Regions from separate parts of the Homo sapiens genome. Here region 1 is linked to region 2. A link is an interaction called in ENCODE POLR2A ChIA-PET data of the cell type or tissue named here. Cell type or tissue: OCI-LY7. All regions are shown on one strand. Each heading gives the region's core, and the rest is flanking DNA. Links, peaks and the distances in the headings are about the cores only.

Region 1 (5,373 bases), core at 323-5,322, 67 kb before region 2:
GGGCTGCAGGATCAGGAATCCATACAAAGAACTCCAGCCTGGCCCCCTGGGAGCCTGTGATACTTAGTTTGTATAATCTGATCCCCCTTGGGGAACATGGTGGGGAGGTACTGTGTGAGCAAACGCGGGGAGGGGGGAACCTGTGGAAACAAGAGCCTGTTCTGCAGAAGATGAGCTGCTCAGTGTGACGGAGAGTGCAAGGGAACAGTGAGAAAGAAGCCTATAATTTGCTCATTGTATGTGTCAATCAAGCGATAGAGGTTGCTGTTTCTTCGTTGCATGCTATCTGAGAGATTTGACACCTGAAAAGGAAGTATCAAAATGCAGGCTCTCCCTGCTGGACTCAAACCTACAGCCGTCTTGTAAGGGCCTGAAGACAGAGCAGAGACACTAAGAAAAGGGGGCTTCTGGATCCAGCCATTCCTGAAGTCCATATACCCCTGGACTTTTCACTTTACAACCTGACATTTATGTATATGGTGTCTGCATGGTAATTAATAGTGGTCTTGTCAAATATTTCTTGATCTTTACCTTCTGAAACATAGAAGACTAGATTATTCTTCAGCAAATTTCATTCAACCTCTTCCCAAAGTTTACGGGAGAAATGCCCTTCCCTGACCCACTGAGGCCATCCCAGCTACGTGACTTGCTTTGGTCAAGGCAATGTGAGGGAATGTGACAGTGTGCCAATTCTGCACTTAGGTCTTCAGAGTCACTGCATGTTTCTACATGACCTCTCCTGCTCCAACCTTTAGCCCTGGGTCAAAAATGCCTTGAAAAGCCACTAAGCCAAGGAAGATAAAAAAACACATGGACCCGGCCTGACCCAATTCACAGGGTAGAACTGAGCCCAGCTGATCTGCAGATGTGAGAAGGAGAAATAAATGCTGGTCAGGCACAGTGGCTCACACTTGCAGTCCTAGCACTTTGAGGGGCCAAGGTGAGAGGACTGCTTGAGGCCAGGAGTTTGAGACCAACCTGGGAAACACAGTGAGACCTTGTCTCTACAAGAAGATAAAAAATTAGCCAAGTGTGGTGGCACATGGCTGTAGTCCCAGGTACTTGGAAGGCCAAGGCAGGAGGATCATTTGAGCCTGGGAGATGAGGCTGCAGTGAGCTATGATGGCACCACTGCACTCCAGCCTGGGCAATGTAGCAAGACCCTGTCTCTACACACACACACACACACACAAATTTTTTTTTTGAGACAGAGTCTCGTTCTGTCGCCCAGTCTGGAGTACAGCTGCACAATCTCAGCTCATTGCAACCTCCACCTCCCGGGTTCAAGTGATTCTCCTGCCTCAGCCTCCTGAGTAGCTGGGATTACAGACACGTACTACCACGCCTGGCTAATTTTTGTATTTTGAGTAGAGACGGGGTTTCACCATGTTGATCAGGCTGGTCTCGAACTCCTGACCTCGTGATCTGCCTTCCTTGGCCTCCCAAAGTGCTGGGATTACAGGCGTGAGCCACCGTGCCTGGCCTATACAAAATTTTTAAAAATTAGCTGGGCATGGAGGTGTGCACCTCTGGTCCTAACTACTTGGGAGGCTGAAGCGGGAGGATCACTTGAGGCCGGGAGTTCGAGGCTGCAGTGAGCTATGATCACACCACTGCACTCCAGCCTGGGGGAACAGAGTAAGACCCTGTCTCTGGAAAAGAAAAAAAGAAGTGCTTAGGGTTGTATGTCAAAGAGATTTGGTGGATGTCATAGCTACGGCTATTACATGAGCACAGTTTGGGATTGAACTTCCTGGCTTCTGCAATGGGTTGGATTGAGTGGGAATGTAGGATGGGTTCTAGACAACATGGTGAAACCCTGTCTCTACTCAAAATACAACAATTAGCTGCTAATGAAATACCCTCCAGAACCCTGTTTTCTTCTGCCACAGAAATCAACAAGTTCCAGGCAGTGACTGCTCCATCAGCCAGGGTCCTGGAGGGAAGTGATAATCTTCAAGTCCCTGGCCCAAAAGGTCACAATTGCATATACAATGTGAGTGAGAAATAAACTTTGGATGTTCTTAGCCTCTGAGGCATAGGGGCTGTTTGATTACTGCAGCAAAACCAAGCCTATCCTAACAGATACAACAGGAATGGAGGCTTTTGATACCACAGAAAAAGGTGGCAGACAGTGGCATAGATCCTAGGCAAAAAGGAAGACTCCAGACCCTAACTGGTAACATTTATCAAGTCCTTGCTGTGGTCCAGGTGCTCTGCACAGCGCTTCTTTTGAGAGTTTACATGCTTACATTGAATTTGCACACTCATGCTATGGGGTAAGAGCTGATTTTTTTTTGAGACGGAATCTTACTCTGTTGCCCAGGCTGGAGTGCAGTGGCGCGATCTCAGCTCACTACAACCTCTGCCTCCTGGGTTAAAGCGATTTTCCTGCCTCAGCCTCCCGAGCAGCTGGGATTACAAGTGTGCACCACCACGCCTGGCTAATTTTTCTTATTTTTAGTACGAACGGGGTTTCACCATATTGGTCACGCTGGTCTCGAACTCCCGACCTTAGGTGATCCACCTGCCTTGGCCTCCCAAAGTGCTGGGATTACAGGCGTGTGCCACCATGCCCGGCCCCAAGAGCTGATATGGTCTCCATTCTACCAGCCAGGAAACTAGGCTCAGGGAGGGACATAATTCACTCAAGGTCACATAGCAGGGAATAGGTATAGCTGGAATTTCCTGCCAGACCTGTCTGATTGCAGAGTCTGCCTTTGCCCACAATCCACCTTCCTCCTGGCCATGATACGACGTTCCAAGGGTCTGCAGCCACATGGTTTATCATCTCCACCAACGGGACTTGAGACCACAAGAGAAACCACAAACCTCAAGCCCTAAAGCTTCTCAAACTCACCTGTTGGGATTTAAATCTTTCAAGGAGACCTAGTAGCTCCCCAGAGTAGCCTCATAGAGCCACCATCCCCATGCTTCCAGTTCCTTCTATGATCTCACCATTATTACATGGGGGAAGATTTCTCTCTCTCTTTTTTTTTTTTTTAAGAGACAAGGTCTTGCTCTGTCACCCAGGCTGGAGTAGTACAACGGCACGATCATAGCTCACTGAAGCCTCGAACTCCCAATCTCAAGTGATCCTCCTGCCTCAGCTTCCTGGGTCGCTGGGACTGCAGATGTGCACCACCATACCTGGCTAATTTTCTTTTTTTTTTTTTTTTTTTTTTTTTTAGACAGAGTCTCACTCTGTCGCCCAGGCTGGAGTGCAGTGGCGCAATCTCGACTCACTGCAAGCTCCACCTCCTGGGTTCACGCCATTCTCCTGCCTCAGCCTCCCAAGTAGCTGGGACTACAGGCGCCCGCCACCACACCAGCTAATTTTTTGTATTTTATATTTTTAATAGAGACAGGGTTTCACCGTGTTAGCCAGGATGGTCTCGATCTCCTGACCTCGTGATCCGCCCACCTCAGCCTCCCAAAGTGCTGGGATTATATTTATTTATGTATTTATTTATTTTTGAGATGGAGTCTTGCTCTGTCGCCCAGGCTGGAGTGCAGTGGCGCAATCTCGGCTCACTGCAAGTTCTGCCTCCCGGGTTCACACCATTCTCCAGCTTCAGCCTCCCGAGTAGCTGGGATCACAGGTGTGCACCACCACACCCAGCTAATTTTTGTATTTTCACGGAGATGAGGTTTCACCGTGTTGGCCAGGCTTATCTCAAACTCCTGACCTCAGGTGATCTGCCTGCCTCCGCCTCCCAAAGTGCTGGGATTACAGGCATGAGCCACCACGCCCGGCCTACCTGGCTAATGTTTAAATTTTTTGCAGAGATGTGTTCTGCCGGGAAAAAAAAAAAAGACACACCTTTACGTTGCCCAGGCTGGTTTCAAACTCCTGACCTGAAGTCATCCTTCCACTCAGCTTCCCAAAGTGCTGGGATTATAGGCACGAGCCGCTGTGTACTTGCCATCGTGGGGGGATTTTATATCCCAGACACCCAGAACTGCCCCTTAGCTTCTGTTTTTTTTTTTTGTTGTTGTTTTTTTTTTTTAGACACAGTCTTGCCCTGCACGTCAGGCTGGAGTGCAGTGGTGCCACCTCGGCTCACTGCAACCTCTGCTTCCCCGGTTCAAGCAATTCTCCTGCCTCAGCCTCCCAAGTAGCTGGGATCACAGGTGTGCACCACCACACCCAGCTAATTTTTGTATTTTCACAGAGATGAGGTTTCACCGTGTTGGCCAGGCTTGTCTCAAACTCCTGACCTCAGGTGATCTGCCTGCCTCCGCCTCCCAAAGTGTTGGGATTACAGGCGTGAGCCACTGCGCCCAGCCTGAAAGCATCATCTTTTCTTTTTTCCTTCCATAGCATTTCTCACCTTCTAACACACCCTGCCACATACCTACTTGTCACTGTATTCCACGGGCTCTGAGATGCCGTCAAATATAAGATGCACCTTTGGGTCAGGCACGGTGACTCACGCCTGTAATCCCAGCACTTTGGGAGGCCAAGGTGGGTGGATCACCTGAGGTTGGGAGTTCGAGACCAGCCTGACCAACATGGAGAAACCCCGTCTCTACTAAAACTACAAAATTAGCCGGGCATGGTGGCGCATGCCTGTAATCCCAGCTACTCGGGAGGTTGAGGCAGGAGAATTGCTTGAACCCGGGAGGCGGAGCTTGCAGTGAGCCGAGATTGCGCCACTGCACTCCAGCCTGGGCGACAGAGTGAGATTCTGTCTCAGAAAAAAAAAAAAAAAAACCATAAAAAATTTAAAAAACGTTTTCAATTGCTATCTCATTTCATCATCACCATCATCACGTTGTACAGATGGGGAAACTGAGGCCCCCAAAGGGACAGAGGGTTTTTCAAAGCCACCGATCAAGTCTGAAATCGACTCCCCTGTCCTGAGGTTTGTCTCCGCCCTGCAGCCTCCATCCCCCAGTTCCAAATCAGGGCACCCCGGACATTCCAGGACTGGCTTCACCCTGACATCGAGCTCTGGCCGAGCTCCCTCGTTTGGTGAAAATCTAATCACGCCAGCCTGAATGCTGACATCGAAATGACTGCCGAGCCCTTGACTCGGGGTAATTAGGAGCATTTTGGGATGCCTTGCTTGATTAAAAGCAGATCACCCGTTCAGAATGAAAATTCAGGAGGCAGATTGCTTTTGTTGTTGCCACGATGCTATTTTAAACCCACGCAGCTCTCCAGCTAATAAAGACCCGTCAATCGGCTGTCGGGGTGTTCAGGACGAACTGTCTGCAGGGTTCCCCCACTGCTGTTTACCACAGCACCACAGCCCAGAGGGACCCCTGTCAGGACATCAGAGCCAGCAGGGTGCAGGTTGACCTCAGTGTCACTCCCAAACCTCTCAGGGTTACTCCCCGTGTCTGCCTGGTCCCTGAACCAGAAAG
Region 2 (5,373 bases), core at 149-5,148:
TCAAGCACAAATTTCTTCCTCATCTGTTACCTATCTCGGCATAATTCTCAAAAACACACGTGCTTTCCCTGCCAATCGTGTCCGACTGACCTCTCAAACCCCAGCACCTACAAAACAACAACTCCTTTCCTTCCTAGGCATGGTTAGCGTGGTCGGAATTCTTACACAAGAGCCAGGACCACACCCTGTAGCCTTTCTGTCCAAACAACTTGACCTTACTGTTTTAACCTAGCCCTCATGTCTGCGTGCAGCGGCTGCTGCTGCTTTAATACTTTTAGAGGCCCTCAAAATCACAAACTTTATCAGTCCTCCAGGCCCAAGTTGACTCTTTAGCTGCAGTTGTCCTCCAAAACCACCGAGGCCTTGACTGACTTACTGCTGAAAAAGGAGGACTCTGCATATTCTTAAATGAGGAGTGTTGTTTTTACCTAAATCAATCTGGCCTGGTGTATGACAACATAAAAAAACTCAAGGATAGAGCCCAAAAACTTGCCAACCAAGAAAGTAATTACGCTGAACCCCCTTGGGCACTCTCTAATTGGATGTCCTGGGCCCTCCCAATTCTTAGTCCTTTAATACCCATTTTTCTCCTCCTTTTCTTCAGACCTTCTATCTTCCGTTTAGCTTCTCAGTTCATTGAAAACCGTATCCAGGCCATCACCAATCATTCTATACGACAAATGTTTCTTCTAACATCCCCACAATATCACCCCTTACCACAAGACCTCCCTTCAGCTTAATCTCTCCCACTCTAGGTTCCCACGCCGCCCCTAATCCCGCTCGAAGCAGCCCTGAGAAACATCGCCCGTTCTCTCTCCATACCACCCCCCAAAAATTTTCGCCGCTGCAACACTTCAACACTATTTTGTTTTATTTGTCTTATTAATATAAGAAGGCAGGAATGTCAGGCCTCTGAGCCCAGGCCAGGTCATCGCATCCCCTGTGACTTGCACGTATACATCCAGATGGCCTGAAGTAACTGCAGATCCACAAAAGAAGTAAAAACAGCCTTAACTGGTGATATTCCACCATTGTGATTTGTTCCTGCCCCACCCTAACTGATCAATGTACTTTGTAGTCTCCCCCACCCTTAAGAAGGTTCTTTGTAATTCTCCCCACTCTTGAGAATGTACTTTGTGAGATCCACCCCTGCCCACCAGAGAACAACCCCCTTTGACTGTAATTTTCCATTACCTTCCCAAATCCTATAAAACGGCCCCACCCCTATCTCCCTTCGCTGACTCTCTTTTCGGACTCAGCCGGCCTGCACCCAGGTGAAATAAACAGCCATGCTGCTCACACAAAGCCTGTTTGGTGGTCTCTTCACATGGACACGCATGAAACCTACTGTGTACTTTGCTTTCTTTGCTCTTGGTGATTCCCCAAAAAACTTATCTCAACATATAAGGATTTTTCTTTTCTTTTTTTTTTTTTGTTTGAGACGGAGTCTCGCTCTGTCGCCCAGGCTGGAGTACAGCGGCGCGATCTCGGCTCACTGCAAGCTCCGCCTCCCGGGTTCACGCCATTCTCCTGCCTCAGCCTCCGGAGTAGCTGGGACTACAGGCGCCCGCTGCCACGCCCGGCTAATTTTTTTGTATTTTTAGTAGAGATGGGTTTCACCGTGTTAGCCATAATGGTCTCAATCTCCTGACCTCATGATCCGCCTGCCTTGGCCTCCCAAAGTGCTGGGATTACAGGCGTGAGCCACCGCGCCCGGCTGTTTTTTTTTTTTTTTACTTGCCTTTTTCCAAATGAGAAAACCAAGGCTCAGAGAGGTCAGTGGTGCAATCTCGGCTCACAGCAACTTCCGCCTCCCGGGTTCAAGGGATTCTAGTGCCTCAGCCTCCCAAGTACCTGGGATCACAGGCATCCGCCATCACACCCAGCTAATTTTTGTATTTTTAGTAGAGACAGGGTTTCGCCATGTTGTCCAGGCTGGTCTCGAGCTCATGACCTCAGGTGATCCGCCCACCTTGGCATCCCAAACTGCTGGGGTAGGATTTTCTTTTTTACTTCCCTTTTTCCAAATGAGAAAACCAAGGCTCAGAGAGGAAGAGCGTGTTGCCCCAAGTGGCCCAGCAGAGCCACAGCCTTGCCCCCAGCAGCTCTGGCTCTAATGCATTCCAGACTCCTCCCATCAGCCAACTGCCTCCCATCCTCTAATAAACTTCTGAGAAGCGCTGGGCAGATGCAGTGGCGCCCACGCTCTTTATCTGCCCAGATCAGGCCGGCTCAGCAGAGCAGTCGATAATTAATTCTGAATTCTCCCCATTTATCACGGCGGCAGGAGCCAGAGTGCCTGGAATCCCAATCCCAAACCTCCGTGCCCCTTGGTCACCTGGACCAAGGCCCAGTGGTGGCAGGAACTATGGTGGAGAGGGGGCCTCATTGAGCCTGGGAAGGGAGCAAAGGTGTTCCTGGCTCCCCACCGCTCCCTGGCGCTGGGTTATTAAACGCTGTGTACTGCAGCAGTGACCAAACCAGACCTCTTCCCCGTCTTCATGGTGCCCACAGGCTAGTGGGGAAAACATACATTGAATGAATAATAATATAAATAATTAATGCTACAAAGGAAAAGAACAAGATGTTGTGAGAATACAAAACAACAGGAACATAACTTGTTTTGGGGGCCTCCCCAAGGAAGTGACATTGAACCTGCAAATCACAGGGTGAAAGGTGAAAGGTTGGGAGAGGGTATTTCATATACAGAAATAGCCCATGCAGGCTGGGTGCGGTGGCTCACAGCACTTTGGGAGGCCAAGGCGGGCGGATCACCTGAGGTCAGGAGTTGAAGACCAGCCTGGCCAACATGGTGAAACCCCGTCTCTACTAAAAATACAAAAATTAGCAGGGCATGGCGATGTGTGCCTGTAGTCCCAGCTACTCAGGAGGCTGAGACAGGATTCTCACCTCCTGGTTCGCTTGAACCCAGGAGGTGGAGGTTGCAGTGAGCTAAGATAGCGCCATTGCACTCCAGCCTGGGCAACAGAGCTAGACTCTGTCTCAAAAAAAGAAAAAAAAGAAAGAAAAGAAAAGAAATAGCCTGTGAAAAAAACCTTGTGGCTGGAGCCCAGCAAGGGGTTTAGTAGGTCTGAAGCTTAAAGCACAAGTGTGAGGTCAGTGCCAAGTCAGGGGACCTCAGGGCCAGGCCTGGAGCCCTCATAGTGAGGCCAGCAGCCTTCAGTGGATAGCCAGGGGCCACCAAGGAAAGAGATGGATAAGTTTCCGTGATGCTCCAAGGGGTGGTAGTGAGGCTGCTTCTGCCCCAGGTGCATCACCCTGCAAGGTCAGTGGTCGGCTCTGTGTTGTTTTTTTTTTTTTTTTTTGGTTTGTTTGTTTTTGAGACGGAGTCTCGCTCTGTTGCCAGGCTGGAGTGCGGTGGCGTGATCTTGGCTCACTGCAACCTCCGCCTCTCGGGTTCAAGCAATTCTGCCTCAGCCTCCCAAGTAGCTAGGACTACAGGCGCCTGCCACCACGCCTGGCTAATTTTTATATTTTTAGTAGAGACAGGGTTTAACCATGTCGGCCAGAATAGTCTCGATCTCTTGACTTCGTGATCTGCCCGCCTCAGCCTCCCAAAGTGCTGGGATTACAGGAGTGAGCCACTGCGCCTGGCCGGGTTTTTTTTTCTTTCTTATGACTGTTTTCCTTTTTGAGGGTTCTTTCAAATCCATTTGGGCACGGGGGTTAGTCAGGATTTGTCTGCCAGCAAACACCGAATGCCTGGCTATCCCAAACACTTCCCTTCTTGGGCAGGCAGGGAAACTGAGGCCCAGCGAGGGACAAAGAACACCCAAGGTCATTCAGAGGAAGGTTGTGTGTGGGAGAGGTTTCTGGGGAGTCTCAGGGGCCATGCGCTTGCCCTGCAGCTTCTGTGGCTTTTGTTGGGCCGTGAACTCCGTGGGGAGCTTGACTGGGTATCCTAGTCACCACGCTGTCCTCAGAGCCCTGCAAACTGGAGGTGCTTAATCAGTGATTGTGGAATGCATGATCCCAGCAGCTTCTGAAGACACCCCAGAGGTCATGCTTACGATATTGGAAGGAAAGGGGGTCTTTTTTTCTTTTTCTTTTTTTTTGAGATGGAGTCTTGCTCTGTTACTCAGGCTGGAGTGCAGTGGCACAATCTCGGCTCACTGCAAGCTCCGCCTCCCGGGTTCACGCCATTCTCCTGCCTTAGCCTCCCAAGTAGCTGGGACTACAGGTGTGCACCACCACCACGCCTGGCTATTTTTTTGTATTTTTAGTAGAGACAGGGTTTTGCCATGTTGCCCATGTCCAGGCTGGTCTCGAACTCCTAGCCTCCAGCAATCCTCTAGCCTTGACCTCCTAAAGTGCTAGGATTACAGGCATGAGCCACTGTGCCCAGCCAACTAATGTTTTCATTATTTATTTTTTAAATTTTAATGTTATATTTCTTAATTTTTTATTTTATTTTTATTTATTTATTTATTTATTTTTGAGATGGAGTCTTGCTCTGTCGCCCAGGCTGGAGTGTAGTGGCGCAATCTCGGCCCACTGCAAGCTCCACCTCCCGGGTTCACGCCATTCTCCTGCCTCAGCCTCTCGAGTAGCTGGGACTACAGGCACCCGCCACCACACCCAGCTAATTTTTCACTGTGTTAGCCAGGATGGTCTCAATCTCCTGACCTCGTGATCCGCCCGCCTCAGCCTCCCAAAGTGAGCCACCGCGCCCAGCCTATTTTTTCTTTTTTTTTTTTTTTCTAGAGACAGGGTCTCGTTCTGTCACCCAGTCTGGAGTGCAGTGGTATGGTTATAGCTCACCGTGGTCTCAAACTCCTGGGCTCAAGTGATCCTCCTGCCTCAGCCTCCCAAGTAGCTGGGACCACAGGGGCATGCCACCACACCTGGATAATTTTTAAATGCTTTTGTAAAGGCTGGGTCTCGCCATGTTTCCCAGGCTGGTTTCGAACTCCTAGGTTCAAGCAATCCTCCTGCCTCGGTCTCCCAAAGTGTTGGGATTATAGTCATGAGCCACTGAGCCTGGCCTAGGGAAAGAGGGGTCTTTTTCAATAGGAGATTTGAGAAAAAAATACAGAGACATGGAGAGAGACAGAGACTGAGATGCAGACGAACTGAGAAACGCAGAGAGAGAGATATTGAAGAGAGGGAGAGATAACGAGATACAAACAGAACCACAGACAGAAATGGAGCGACAGAGAGCAGATGAAAAAGAGGCCGGGCGCAGTGGCTGATGCCTGCAATCCCAGCACTTCGGGTGGCCGAGACGGGTAGATGGCTTGAGCCCAGGAGTTTGAGAACAGCCTGGGCAACATGGCGAAACCCCATCTCTACAAAAATTTAAAAATTAGCTGGGTGTGGTGGCGTGTGCCTAAAATCCCAGCTACTCAAGAG

Evidence for each region. ChIA-PET counts read pairs that join two places held together with the same protein. Peaks named below come from ENCODE experiments on the same cell type or tissue, not always from the same donor. Only the 100,000 strongest peaks of a DNase experiment are listed, where the experiment ranks them.
Region 1: POLR2A ChIA-PET joins it to region 2 with 15 read pairs; 6 of 35 experiments call an interaction of 5 or more read pairs at or near these places.

The regions. Positions count from the first base shown.
Region 1 is chr19:5,484,723-5,490,095 of GRCh38, forward strand. It overlaps LOC124904622 (a long non-coding RNA gene), which reads right to left and starts at 2,921. Exons shown (of 2, transcript XR_007067106.1): 1 at 2,861-2,921. In OCI-LY7, for the core only: no CTCF peak of the experiment used is centred there; no DNase peak of the experiment used is centred there.
Region 2 is chr19:5,551,870-5,557,242 of GRCh38, forward strand. No RefSeq gene overlaps it. Among named protein-coding and RNA genes, the nearest start is that of TINCR, 13 kb to the right of the region's middle. In OCI-LY7, for the core only: no CTCF peak of the experiment used is centred there; no DNase peak of the experiment used is centred there.